Linked DNA regions of Homo sapiens: region 1 is linked to region 2. Evidence: chromatin contacts called from ENCODE Hi-C or POLR2A ChIA-PET data. All regions are on one chromosome and are shown on one strand. The core of a region is the stretch at or near the end of the contact, and the rest is flanking DNA. Distances in the headings are between cores, read along the strand shown. Region 1 overlaps MTOR (mechanistic target of rapamycin kinase). Region 2 overlaps MTOR (mechanistic target of rapamycin kinase).

The links. A loop is a pair of places that touch in the nucleus more often than their neighbours do. ChIA-PET counts read pairs that join two places held with the same protein, here RNA polymerase II (POLR2A).
Region 1: a map of breast epithelium shows a loop between it and region 2 (6-fold over the local background). The contact joins two enhancer-like sites. A Hi-C loop is called at or near these places in 2 of 168 maps with a recorded cell type or tissue (breast epithelium and psoas muscle). POLR2A ChIA-PET finds 5 or more read pairs at or near these places in 4 of 52 experiments (CD4-positive, alpha-beta T cell, WTC11, activated CD4-positive, alpha-beta T cell and 1 more).

What each region holds. Positions count from the first base shown.
Region 1 is chr1:11,172,956-11,179,212 of GRCh38, forward strand. All of the region lies in intron 28 of MTOR (mechanistic target of rapamycin kinase), which reads right to left. Among named protein-coding and RNA genes, the nearest start is that of ANGPTL7, 13 kb to the right of the region's middle. RefSeq lists an enhancer at 4,893-5,431. Within about 2 kb of position 3,378, at least 3 of the 41 ENCODE cell types and tissues checked have a DNase peak (open chromatin) inside an H3K27ac peak, as active enhancers do.
Region 2 is chr1:11,224,124-11,230,889 of GRCh38, forward strand. MTOR (mechanistic target of rapamycin kinase) reads right to left here. Exons shown (of 58, transcript NM_004958.4): 19 at 4,545-4,795. It also overlaps the pseudogene RNU6-291P. Among named protein-coding and RNA genes, the nearest start is that of MTOR, 35 kb to the right of the region's middle. Within about 2 kb of position 3,393, at least 3 of the 41 ENCODE cell types and tissues checked have a DNase peak (open chromatin) inside an H3K27ac peak, as active enhancers do.

The DNA.
Region 1 (6,257 bases), core at 2,128-4,627, 51 kb before region 2:
ACCTGAAGGTAAGAAGGTCACTGTCCATATCCACTCTCTTTTCTTTTTTTTTTTTTGAGACCGAGTCTCACTCTGTCACCCAGGCTGGAGTGCAATGGCACGATCTCAGCTCACTGCACCCTCCGCTTCTTGGGTTCAAGCAATTCTCCTGTCTTAGCCTCCTGAGTAGCCGGGATTACTGGTGCCCACCAGCATACCTGGCTCATTTTTGTATTTTTAGTAGAGATGGGGTTTTGCCACGTTGGCCAGGCTGGTCTAGAACTCCTGACCTCAGGTGATCTGTCCGCCTCGGTCTCCCAAAGTGCTGGGATTACAGATGTGAGCCACCTCGCCTAGCCCACTCTCTTTTTTTCACAACAAGGTCTGGTTCTGTTATCCAAGGTGGGGTGCAATGGTGCGATCTCAGGCCACTGCAACCTCCACCCCCTGGACTCACGCAATCCTCCCACCTCAGCCTCTCAAAGGCCTACACCACCACACACATTATTATTTTTTTTTTGTATTTTTAGTAGAAATGAAGTTTTGCCGTGTTGCCCAGGCTGGTCTCGAACTCCTGAGCTCAAGTGATCTGCCTGTCTCAGCCTCCCAAATTGTTAGGATTACAGGCATGAGCCACCACGCCCAGCCACACCTACTCTCTTGATTGTTCAAAGAATAAAGAGATTTTTAGTGAACCAGCTGCTATCAGCCTGTGTATTTATTTCCTCTTCCCCCTTTTTCACTTTAATTTCCTACAGGACTTTCTCCCTAAGCTACATTTCTCTTATTTCCTTCTGAGGAGTTCCCATGCACGCCTCTAAAGCTGCTGGAGAATACTAATTATGGATGTGGATGCTCTGGACAGTGAAGTCAGCAGGCTTATTAATCCTGGTGATCAAGAGAGTCTGTTATCTTGTTTGGGATCTTAATTTTTTCTTCTTCCTCCATGCCTTCTGGCACTCCATCACGGGAGGCAACAAGAAGAAGATACAAGAAGAAGATACCAAAATAAGAAGAGAGCTCACCATATGTGCCAGGCACTGCGCTTATTGTTTCTATGTATTATTTCGACCCTGTGAAACTATTATTAATATTCTCATTTTATATATGAAGAAAACACAGCCCAGTAGGTCACAGGCTATTGCCTTCCCTTAAAAGGTGACTTTCTCTTAAAAATGTTACCACGGAAAAGTATCTTTAGTGCCATGTTGAGGTAAAGAGAAAAAAGTATCTTAAGTAATAATGAAGGGTATACTGCAAGCTCTGCAATGGGAGGGACAGGCGGTGTCTTAGCTTTCTCCTCTTGGCATCAGTAGGCACCCAGGAATTAGCTGTAAAATGAACGAGTGTGAGCAATGGGTGGGATGTTTCCATTAACTCTCTCTCTAGAACTCATTGTGCAGGAGAAGGGAGCCCTCCTGTGCCTTCATTTTAACTTCCTCACTAACATTCCTCTCTTACTCCCAAGCTCCCATCTCACATTTTTTATTTCCTTCCAGAAGCTACTAATATGCCTCCAGCCTTCCACGTGACAAGTCAGCATGCCATCACAGCAGGCTTTTCAAAGACAGCCAGGCTTATAGTTCAGGCTGCAAAGTGCAGGACAAGCAAGTCTCTGTGAAAATGCAGGAGTTCACAGCCACTAAGTCCCAGATCTCCTGCCTACCTGGGTGATACAAAGCCGTCCTTTGAATTATGTCCCTTTTCTAATGAGATGTGGTTTTTATGAGACTGAAGGCAGAGACTGTATGTTCGGCTCCTGTGAAGAAATCACCTTTGCTCAAAAGCCCCCTTAGCGAGGAACTCTTGTTTTACGGGGCAGCTGGGAGTTTTATAAAGCCCATTCTATAAACACCCCCTTGGGTGCCCCTCAGTCTTTCCCTATTAATGCTGCAGGCTTATAAAGGGCAAACTGTTCAAAGCTCCAGCCCAACAGAAGAGGAGTACGTAACACCACAAACCAGACCCTGCTGATGCTGGTCTGGTGGAAAAGATCTGAACACAAACAAGTTTAAAGAAACTGAGGCTTGTCAGCAACGTGCCTATAACAGTGTGCAGAAATGACAGGTCAATCAGATTTCCCATCTCCTCTTGACGCCTACTGAGGCCAAAAGGAAAAGAGAACTGAGTCCCAAGAATTTTCTAAACTAGTGATTCCCACTGCCTCCCTAACATGGGTGTGGGGTATGTTGGTATTCTACTCCAGTTTCCAGTTATAACATCCAGTTGCTATCATACAGTTGTGAATCTGTAGAACAAACAGAAACTGCCTATCCGCATAATAGAATCCAGAGCCCACAAACTGAACCTGGCGTTAGGAAGACAACGAAGACAGGCGGAAAGGAGAACATGGTGAATCTGGGTATCAGGGGCAGAAGGAGGCCGCTGTACAGACATATTCATTCTCATTCATTCTCCACTCTCCCCACCCCAGCCCAAGATTGAATTCTGATTAAAGGAGGCTGAATTGCAGAGCCTCCTTTCATCAAATTCGAGTTTTGAATTGAGCTGGGAAAGTTCTTGGCAATCAAGGAAAACATTTTCTAGAGCTGAGCAGAACTAATACTAAGAAATTGCCTTGCTGCCTTCCTATAGCAAACATCACACCATTACGCTGAACATCTTATCCCCACTATCCAGAAACCTTGTTCCCAAGGCAGGGCAAGCATGCGAGCTGAGCAGCGGGTGGTTCAGCTGTGCAGACACTTCCCCCGGCAAAGGCCCTGTCAGGAGTGACGGTAGAGCAGCTCACGTGGGCAGTGGCGCCTGCTGCCTCCCCATAGCCCTTTCCTCTCAGGCTCTCCCTAGCAGGTTTTTTTTTTTTTTTTGAGACAGGGTCTCACTCTGTCACCCAGACTGGAGTGCAGTGGCGCAATCTCGGCTCACCGCAACCTCTGCCTCCCAGGCTCAAGGATTCTCATGCCTCAGTCTCTCCAGTAGCTGGGATTACAGGTGCGCGCCACTACTGCCCAGCTAATTTTTCTATTTTTAGTAGTAGAGATGTGTTTTCACCATGTTGGCCAGGCTGGTCTTGAACTCCTGACCTCAAATGATCTAACCGCCTCAGCCTCCCAAAGTGCTGGGATTACAGGCATGAGCCACTGTGCCCAGCCCCCTCACTGCCTTTTATTGGAGGAGGATGAGATTGACTGAAATAGTGGGTCATTAACTGCTCAAGGACTTAATGCTGACCCACAGCAAAGCAGTCTAAACGCCTTTCCTGCCACCTGAAGAGAAACCTGGAGAACATTGTCTCTGGAAGTGCCCTCAGTCACGGCTCCACAGGCTTCTGGACAGATGCTGAGTCCACAGTAACTTGACATGGCAGTGCCTCCTTGAGTGGCCCACTTGGTTATCGCCCTCATCCCTCAGTCTTGGTGCCGCGTGACCTCTGGGGTTCAGAGCAAAGTGATGCAAGCCTCTTCCACACAAGGCGGCGCCTGTCGGAAAGTCCTCAGGCAGCAAGGAGCATCTGCAGGCACAGCTGGGGCAACGCTCAGGCTTCCCCAGCGCTCCCATCAGGAATGTATGAGAACACACCCACTGGCTTCCCAAATGGCTGTGGACCTTCTTTCTCCTGTCTATTTCTAGTGCAGACCACAGTCTGAGTTTCATTTGGTTCCCTGTCAAGTGAGAATTCTCTGAATTCCCCTGGCGCCAGGCTGGTGACACATGCATCACAGCTGATGGGGCTGTGGCAGGTCTGACTGAAGTGGCCTGACCAGCCACACTGAGGCCACCCTGGACACTGCTTTGGGTCCTAACCACTGTATCAAGCAGTTTCTCTCATGGAGTGGTAACTGCTTGAGATTCTCCTGTCACTTCTCCCAGCACTGAGGCTTAGCTCTGTGCCCAACGCAGGATTAACAACCAAATAGTCTGATTCCTTCTAGGGCCAGGAAGATCTGGGGTTGGCTAGGCCTTGATGTCTTTATCAGGAAGCTACCTTGGGAATCTGGGAACAGGAGAATGGTCTGGGGAACTCAAGAATGAACAGACTAATGTAGAAGAGAAAGGACAGCAGGGCAGACAGAAGCAAAATGAAAACATCTGAAAAGTGACGGGGCAGAAGGTTGGGAGGGCTGCCGGAATGCAGACAGGAGGGGAAGTGAAGGGAAACAAAGCCAGAATCAGATGATGAAGACAGTACCTCTGGGTCTGGCAGGGCTGGAACTTAGGAAAAAGAACTTTATATATTAAGAGAAGGCTGGCCCCATTACAAGGTTTCAAAGCTGGGGCATTTGGTGTACTTGGAGCTCTTGGGGACCTAAGGCACCAAGATAAAAAAAAGTTTGGTGCAAGAGAGGTGGCCAGCTTTAGACAGTCAAAATAGGTTTCTTTGGCTAGGCGCGGTGGCTCATGCCTGTAATCCCACCACCTTGGGAGGCCGAGACAGGATGACTGCTTGAGGACAGGAATTCAAGACCAGCCTGAGCAACATAGCAAGACTTCGAATCTACAAAAAATTTAAAAATTAGCTGGGTGAGGTGATCTGTGTCTGCAGTCCCAGCTATTTGGGAGACTAAGGCGGGAGGAACACTTGAGCCCACGAGTGTGAGGCTGCAGTGGGCTACAATCGCACCACTGCACTCCAGACTGGGTGACAGAGTGAGACTCTGTCTCCAAAAACAAAACAAAAGATTCCTGATGTCTCAGGCTCAGAGTGGCCTAAAAATAAAAAGAATTCTTACTATGTCTTCATCCTTGTTTCTGTCTGGTCACAGTTTAAATGGTTTGTCTGTCACAATGCCTAGAGGACACGCTAAATCTGTATGTGAGAAAGTGTGAGCCCTTAGAATAAAGAGGGTAGAATGTTAACAGTTTTTGAGATTAGGAAGTGCGTGGGGGAATGGGGGCGCGTGTGCAAAAAAACTCATCTTTTCAAGATTGGTGAGTGGAAGTACCACTTTTTAAAAAGAAAAAAATGGAGGAGGGAAGTTGATTGTAATATAATCACCTTTCCAAGATACTTTTACCTGCGCATATTCTGCATAAATGCATATTTTATACATACTGGTGATGAAAGTATAGATACAATTTTGTATGCTGCCTTTTCACTAACACAGGTATTTTCCACTCCATTCAGTCTTCATAATTGCTTTTACTGGCTGCATACCCGTTTCCTCCCACTGATAGATCCCATGGCTGGTTAGCAGCAGCACTTGTTAGATACCAGGCCACCAGGAGTGCTGCTGATGGCTCCCATTCAGCACTCTCTATGCTAAGTGAACTGTCCTGCAGAAGTTTACAAAGTCAGCTCTGGGAATCCTAGTGCCCAGCCTCGGAGAGGAATACTGCCCAGCGATGAGCTGGCAAGCTGGCCCATTTGACTCACCGTCTCCAGGCATCTCCTGGTTGGATATAGGGCCCAGGTACCTTAGCACAACCCAGAATAAGGCAGAGAGAGGTGCACAACCCCAGAATGTCAAAGCACACGACTTTTGCTGGCCAGGTTTGCAACTGAGGAGCCTGTCAGAGGCGTGTTGTAAAAATGATGAATGGCTGTCACATTTCCAAGGCTCTGGCTGATTTAGGGAGCTATTGGCAGGCACACCGCTCCCAGCATGTCAGCCAGTTAATTACTTCCAACTTTATCTTACTTGTCAACACTTCTTGACAAATTGGCCATTATCTTTTTATTCTACAACAATGAGCACTGCTCCTTTTCTTGTGATGCCTGCAGGTTCTTCTCCCCCTTTCTGCTTCTTCACATCCAGAGAGAAACAAAGAGCTCTGAGAGAGACTACTAGAAAGAAGCAGCAGTCAGGAAAAGGATGGGGAAAAGGAGCAAAAGGGGTGGGCTGATAGAGTGACTCCAAAGCTAATGTTCATCTCTCTTGACTCAAAACTGAGGTGATATTTTGGGTAAAGTCCTGATTTCTTGGCTTCTGAATGTCCAAGAACTCTGACTCAGTCCATTATGTGGATAAAGTTGGGAAACAAAACTTAAACAAGCTGGCACCTAGTGATCTGGCAGCTTGTAACTCTTCACATTTAATTGTAGAAGCAGATGTGAGCTGGTCTTCCACTCTATTAAGGAGTTGGGCCACAGTGTAGGAATAATGATGCCCATTCTGGGTTCAGGGAAAAGAAAAAACCATGCCCACCTTCTTGGTAATGGATGCCTCATGGAAGAGAACTGTGGCACTCTATAACTGGATTACCAGGATTCACAGCCAGTGAAAAGTCCAGAAATGTTTGGAGAGACCAGTGGTGCCCCTACTGATATCATCACTGCATGAACAGTCAGAGGTGGCCATGAGGCAGAGCCCAGCACC
Region 2 (6,766 bases), core at 2,143-4,642:
GGCCTAGAATGCACTGGTTAAAAGACAAACATTTTTAAATTGGATTAAAAAGATAATCTAGCTATATTTACAAGACAGCATCCAAAACAAAAAGTCACAAGACAGTTAAAAGTAAAAGAATTGGAAAAGACATATACCTCCAAAAAAAAGCTGGTACAGCTATATTAATGTTACGTAAAATACGTTTTAAGGTATTATTAAAGATAAGAAGGATTATTGCATAATGATAAAAGAGTCAACTTACCAGGAAGATATCAGGATTTAAAATTTGCATGCATCTAGTAATATAATCTCAAAGATACATAAAACAAGATTGACTAAACTATCAGAAAAAAGCCCACCAATGTAAAGGGAGATTTTTGTCTCACTTCTCTCAGTATTGATAGATCAAACAAACAAAAATTAGAAGGACACAAAAGATTTGAACACAATAAGTAATAAATTCAATCTAATGACTTATGTAAAACCCTGTCCATAACGTTAGCAAATACACAAGTATTCCCAAGGATATAGGAAATATTTATGAAAATCAATCAACCACTAGACCATTAAAGCAGTTCCAGCAAGCATGAAAGAATCATAAACACAATGCAATTAAGTTAGAAATCAATATAAAAAAGAGAAATTAAAAACCCTTTAAGTTTACAAATAAAATACCCACTTCTAAATAACTCAAGGGTAAAAGAAGAAATTCTAACACTGGAAAATATTTCTGGACAATAATGAAAATACTACATCACTACTGAGTAATAAAGGAAGAATGAATTACTGATACATGCCACACATGGATGAACCTCAAAAGTTTTAAGTGAAAGAAGCCAGATGCAAAAGACCACATATTCTATGACACCAATTACATGAAATGCCCAGAAAAAGTAAATCTATAGAGAGAGAAGCAGATTAGTAGTTGCCCAGGGATGAGGCAGAAACAGAAAATGACTGAAAATGGACAGGAGGTTTTTTTGCTGGGGTGATTTAAGTTTTCTAAAATTAGATTATTAGTGATAACTGCATAACTCTGTAAATATATTAAAAATCAATGAATTTTACGGTATGTAAATTTTATCTGACTTGTAAATAAATAAATAAATTTTTTATTTTAAATTTTCCCCCCACATATCTTACGGTATGTAAGCTTTAAGAAATTTTGGAAAGCAGTTAATACTTGGAGTGAAATTCATAGCCTTAAGAGATTACATTAGAAAAGAAGACTGACAATGACTTAACATTCTAACACAATTTTTTTTAAAAAGCAGAAAAAGTAAAATAATAATAGATCAACAAGTCAAAAATTGGTTCTTTTTTTTTTTTTTTTTGAGACAGAATCTTGCTCTGCCATCCAGGCTGGAGTGCAATGGCACAATCTCAGCTCACTGCAACCTCCACCTCCCAGATTCAAGCGATTCTCCCACCTCAGCCTCTTGAGTAGCTGGGATTACAAGCATGTGCCACCATGCCCGGCTAATTTTTGTATTTTTAGTAGAGATGGGGTTTCTCCATGTTGGCCAGGCTGGAGTTGAACTCCGAACCTCAGATGATCCACCCGCCTTGGCCTCCCAAAGTGCTGGGATTATAGGCATGAGCCACCGCACCTGGCCGATAGTTGCTTCTTTGAAAAATGCTTTAACAAATCTCTAGTAGAAAATTAAAACATAATCCACTCAGTTCTGGGGCATAAAAAAAGATCTTAAAAAAATTAAAATGTAAGAGAACAGTGTGAACAATTTCATGTCAACAAGTTTTATCACTTAGACAAAATGAACAGCTTCCTAAAAAAAAGTAGCCAAAACTGCTTCAAGGAGATACAGAAAAGCTAAACAGATCTTTGAGCCCATAGTTAAGAAAGAGAAAATTATAGACCAATTCAATCAAGAACACAGATCCAAAAATTCTAAGCTGAACTGACATAAGATCGAAATTTAAAAATACATTATAACCAAGGTGGTTTTAATATAAGAATGCCAGCATTCTTACATTAGAACACGTTATCAGTGTGATTCAACATATTTAACACATTAAAAGAGAAAAACCATATGACTATTACAGACTAAAGAATTCAATATACATTCATAATAAAACTCTTTAGTATTCTCTTTATATGAGAATATTTGACCTTTATAAAGCTATCTAGTGCTCATTTTGGCAGCACGTATACTAGCATTGGAACAATCTAGAGAAGATTAGCATGGCCCATATGCAAGGATAACAGGCAAATTTGTGAAGCATTCCGTATTTTTTTAAAAATAAAAATAAAATAAAAAGATATCTACCAAAAAGCTACAACAAATATTATACTTCATGGTGAAATCTTAACAGCAGTCCCATTAAAATCAGGAGCAAGGTTATAGATTTCCACTATCACTGCATCTAATTAACATGGAAGTAGGCCGGGTACAGTGGCTCACTCCTGTAATTCCAGTGCTTTGGGAGGCCAAGGTGGGCAGATAGCTTGAGCCCAGGAGTTTGATACCAGCCTGGGCAACATGGCGAAACCCAAAAAATCAGCTGGGTGTGGTTGTAAATGCCTGTAGTCCCAGCTACTCGGGAGGCTGAGGTGGGAGGATTATTTGAGCCCAGGAGGTGGAGGTTGCAGTGAGCCCATATCACCTATTGCAACCTCTGTGTCACCAGCTTGGGCAACAGAGCTAGACCCTATCTCAAAAACCAAAAACATGGTAGTAGAGGTCTTATGACTTTTTTAGTACTTATTACTTTTCCTTACTGTGTCACTAAGTGGTGGTTTACAAGATTAAAACTAAAAAACAAAACTTCCTTTTTTAATTTTTCTTCCCCCCACCCCCGCCCCCGCCCCCGCCCACCAGACTATATAATTATATAGAGTAAAAACCTGAGAGAATTTACAGGTAAATTATTAGAGTTAATAAGAATTCCGGCCAGGCGTGGTGGCTCATGCCTGTAATCCCAGCACTTTGGGAGGCTGAGGCAGTTGGATCACCTGAGGTTAGGAGCTCAAGACCAGCCTGGCAAACATGGCGAAACCCTGTCTCTACTAAAAATACAAAAATTAGCCGGGCTTGGTGGTGCACCCCTGTAATCCCAGCTACTCAAGAGGCTGAGGCAGGAGAATTGCTTGAACCTGAGAGGCAGAGGCTGCAATGAACTGAGATCATACCACTGCACTCCAGCCTGGGCAACAAAGTGAGACTTTGTCTCAAAAAAAAAAAAAAAAAAAAAAAAAAAAATTCAATTAGGTTGATAGTTATAAATACAATAGAAACAAATAAACAGTATGTCTATACTCCAGACACAAAGTTAGGAAACATAATTTCTAAAAACATGCTATCTCCTCTAAATGTACATCATGTTGACAATATGATCAGAGGGAAAAGTAACTAATTGAGGTATCTTTTAAACATAGTACTCTTACTGTACACCCTTAGTAGAGTGTATTCTAAGAATAACAGGAACTACAAAGCTACTCTGAACTTTACTTAGATCTGTGGTTGGTAGTAGTAGGGACATATAATCTTAGAACCATTTTGCATATTCTGTGGTTTAAAGAAAGACACAAGAAACAGCAAGAGTGAGAGGTGGGGGAGGGGAAAATTCCTCTTCACAGAAAAATGCTGCCAGCTAATAAAATGGAGAAGGAATAGCAAAATTAGAAAGTCATCACTTTGCAACCACCAGTGTGATAATCAACTCAAGTGAGGATTATCAACGGATGCTAAAATCACCGGATGGAAGGTAGCTGAGGAACAGGATAGCCATGGAGTCTCAAAGTGTCACCCCACAGATTACTCACTAATGGCAAAGGAAAACAGATAAGCTTACAATGGAGAGATCGGATAAACACCTACTCGGCCGCATGCTCGCACTGAGGATCAACAGTAATGGGACCAACTGGTGGCAGTATGAGATCCAGTAAGAAGCATTCAACTTCACCTGTGTAGTATTTTCACTAAAAATGTTACGACTTAAATCTCGTCATGAAGGAGCAACCAGAAATCCAGACTGATTTTCTATTTGTGGGGCATCTACAACCGGACTGAACTCTAGATTACTGAGAATGACAATGCTTTTCCTCCCCCAGGCTATTCATCTTTTAGCCATCTTTTTCTTGAGACAGAGTCTCACTCTGTCGTCCAAGCTGAAGCACGGTGGCTCGATCTCAGCTCACTGCAACCTCTACCTCCCAGGTTCAAGGGATTCTCCTGCCTTAGCCTCCCGAGTAGCTGGGATTATAGGCGTGCACCATCACGCATGGCTAATTTTTGTATTTTTAGTAGAGACGGGGTTTCACCATGTTGGCCAGGCTGGTCTCAAACTCCTGACCTCAGGTGATCTGCCCACTTCGGCCTCCCAAAGTGCTAGGATTATAGGTGTGAGCCACTGCACCTGGCCCTTTTAGCCAGGACACTGGAGTGAGCTGATTGTACACTTTATATGTTGGGAGTTAAGGGGGAGGAAGGCATTGGGCTCAGGGGCACAGAGAATGCACAATTAAGAAGCTGAAGCACAGATGGATCTGTGCATGTGTGGTGCAGAGGAGAAAGAGAAGGATTGGGGTTTGAGGTACTTACTTCCCGGATGGCCCCATCACAGACTCGAATGACGTTAAGGAACGTGGGCATGACCTGGGGCAGGAACTGCACACATTTGAGTCCCAGGGACTTGAAGATGAAGGTGATGGCCTGGACAACCATGGTGTGATGATGAGAGAGTGACTGGTCTCGGAAGATCCGCATCAGGGCCACCATGGACACAGCTGGGTAGAACTCATCCAGAGGCAAGTTTCCCATGTTGACCAGCATTTCACTAGTGCTATAGTCAGCTAGGACAAAACAACAGAGAGTGTTAGAGCTACACATGGCATGACGTGACTTCAGGCAGAGCATGGTTAGTAACAAACAACCTCCTAACAGACATTAGCATTCATATCTTTCTTCCTAGTATGTTCTAACACTGTTGGGAGTTCAAGGTCTATTAGGAACCAATGAATAGCCTCTCACCATCAAGGAGTAAACGGTTTTTGGCTTTTCTATTACTCAAACCACAAAAGCCTAAAACAGTACATGATGGGTTGGTTTTCTCTAAATTGCTCTGTTTAATTTAGCTTCTTACCGTTCACAACTTCATAACTGAAACCATCAATAAAAATAATTACTCCCCCAAAATAAAGTAAAGGGAATTAAATTAGGCAAACATCTGTTCAGCAGCTCCTTGGTTCCCCTAGGGAATTCAGACAAGTTGGTAGGCAAATACTACCTACCTGACTTGAACAGTAAGGACCTCAAGGACTCTGACGGTGGCAGCGGGGGCAGTGGCAAGGGAGGGAGGTATACTAACATGAAGAGTGCAGCGAGGAGGGTAAGAACTAAACAGATGAAGAGCTGGGCTGACTGGTGCCATGAATAAGGAAGAACACCAGGAGCAGCATGGCTCAGGCCCTGCTCTCAACAGCTATGGGGCTGACAGAATGACATCACAGGCATGCCTCTCTAATACCAGAAGAGGAAGAAATGTGAAGCAATATGATCCCATCTAGAAAGTTCAGAAACAATTTATTTTGGGGTAATAATATTTTCCTGGAATAGTTGGGAGAATCAATGTTAACTTTCAATGTCAGAAATAGGCCTGCCCTGAGGGAATATGGGTTAAGTCTAGAAAACCCTCCTGCAACCCCATACCCCACCCCCATTCACTCAGGCTACTTGTCAAAAGGCAACGGGCTATACAAAAAGTATCGAGGTGTGGTGGCACACGCCTGTAGTCCCAGCTACTTGAGGGGCTGAAGCAGGAGGATCACTTGAGCCCAGGAGGTCGAGGCTACATCATGCCACTGTACTTCAGCCTGGGTGACAAAGTGAGACCCTGTCTCCAAAAAAATAAAATTAAGTTAAAATAAAAACAATAAAAGGCAATGGGCAACAGACCACCAGAAATTATTCCACCTGTCTAACTGGAACCTTGCACTCATTCACCAACCTCTCCCTATTCCCCCTCCCTGAGTCAATTAAAAATAAAACAAACCTTTAAAAAAAAAAAAAAGGCGTCCAGGCACAGTGGCTCATGCCTGTAATCCCAGCATTTTGGGAAGCTGAAGCAGGCAGATCACTTGAGGTCAGGAGTTTGAGAACAGCCAGGCCAACATGGCAAAACCCCTCCCTACTAAAAATGCAAAAATTAGCCAGGTGTGCTGGTGTGCACCTGTAGTCCCAGTTACCTGGGAGGCTGAGACAGAAGAATTGCTTGAACTCGGGAGGCAGAGGTTGCAGTGCTGTATTCCAGCCTGGGCAACAGAGTAAGACTCTCCATCTCAAAAACAAACAAACAAAAAAAGGCAGTGCAGCTCTTGGGCCAGACCATTTCACGGAAAAAAGAGCCCCAAATTTCTGATTGCTGCTAGTTTTCCCTATGGCCCTGAGCCTCGCCTCTGATTTCCCTATCAATTAAAACAGGAAGAATCAATTCTATCCTCTTCTTCTGTAGATACCATGGGAATGAGAACCATCAAAGAGGCACTAAGAAAGAATGAGAGATAGATAGAGGTGATGGGGTGATAATGTGTATCTCTTGCATTGGCATCAAAAAGCAGACAGACTTGGCATGCCAACCCTTGACAAAGAATCTAGACAGACATGAGGACTCTGGCCACAATGGGAAGCAGCAACCCTTCCGGGATTCAAGAAGAAACTACTGACTTTTCATTCAAAAGTTGCTACACGAGCCAATATCCTATAATTTCTCAGTAATCCAGCTCCAGACTTTCTAAACACAACCAGCAAGGGCTCTGTGAGTGAGA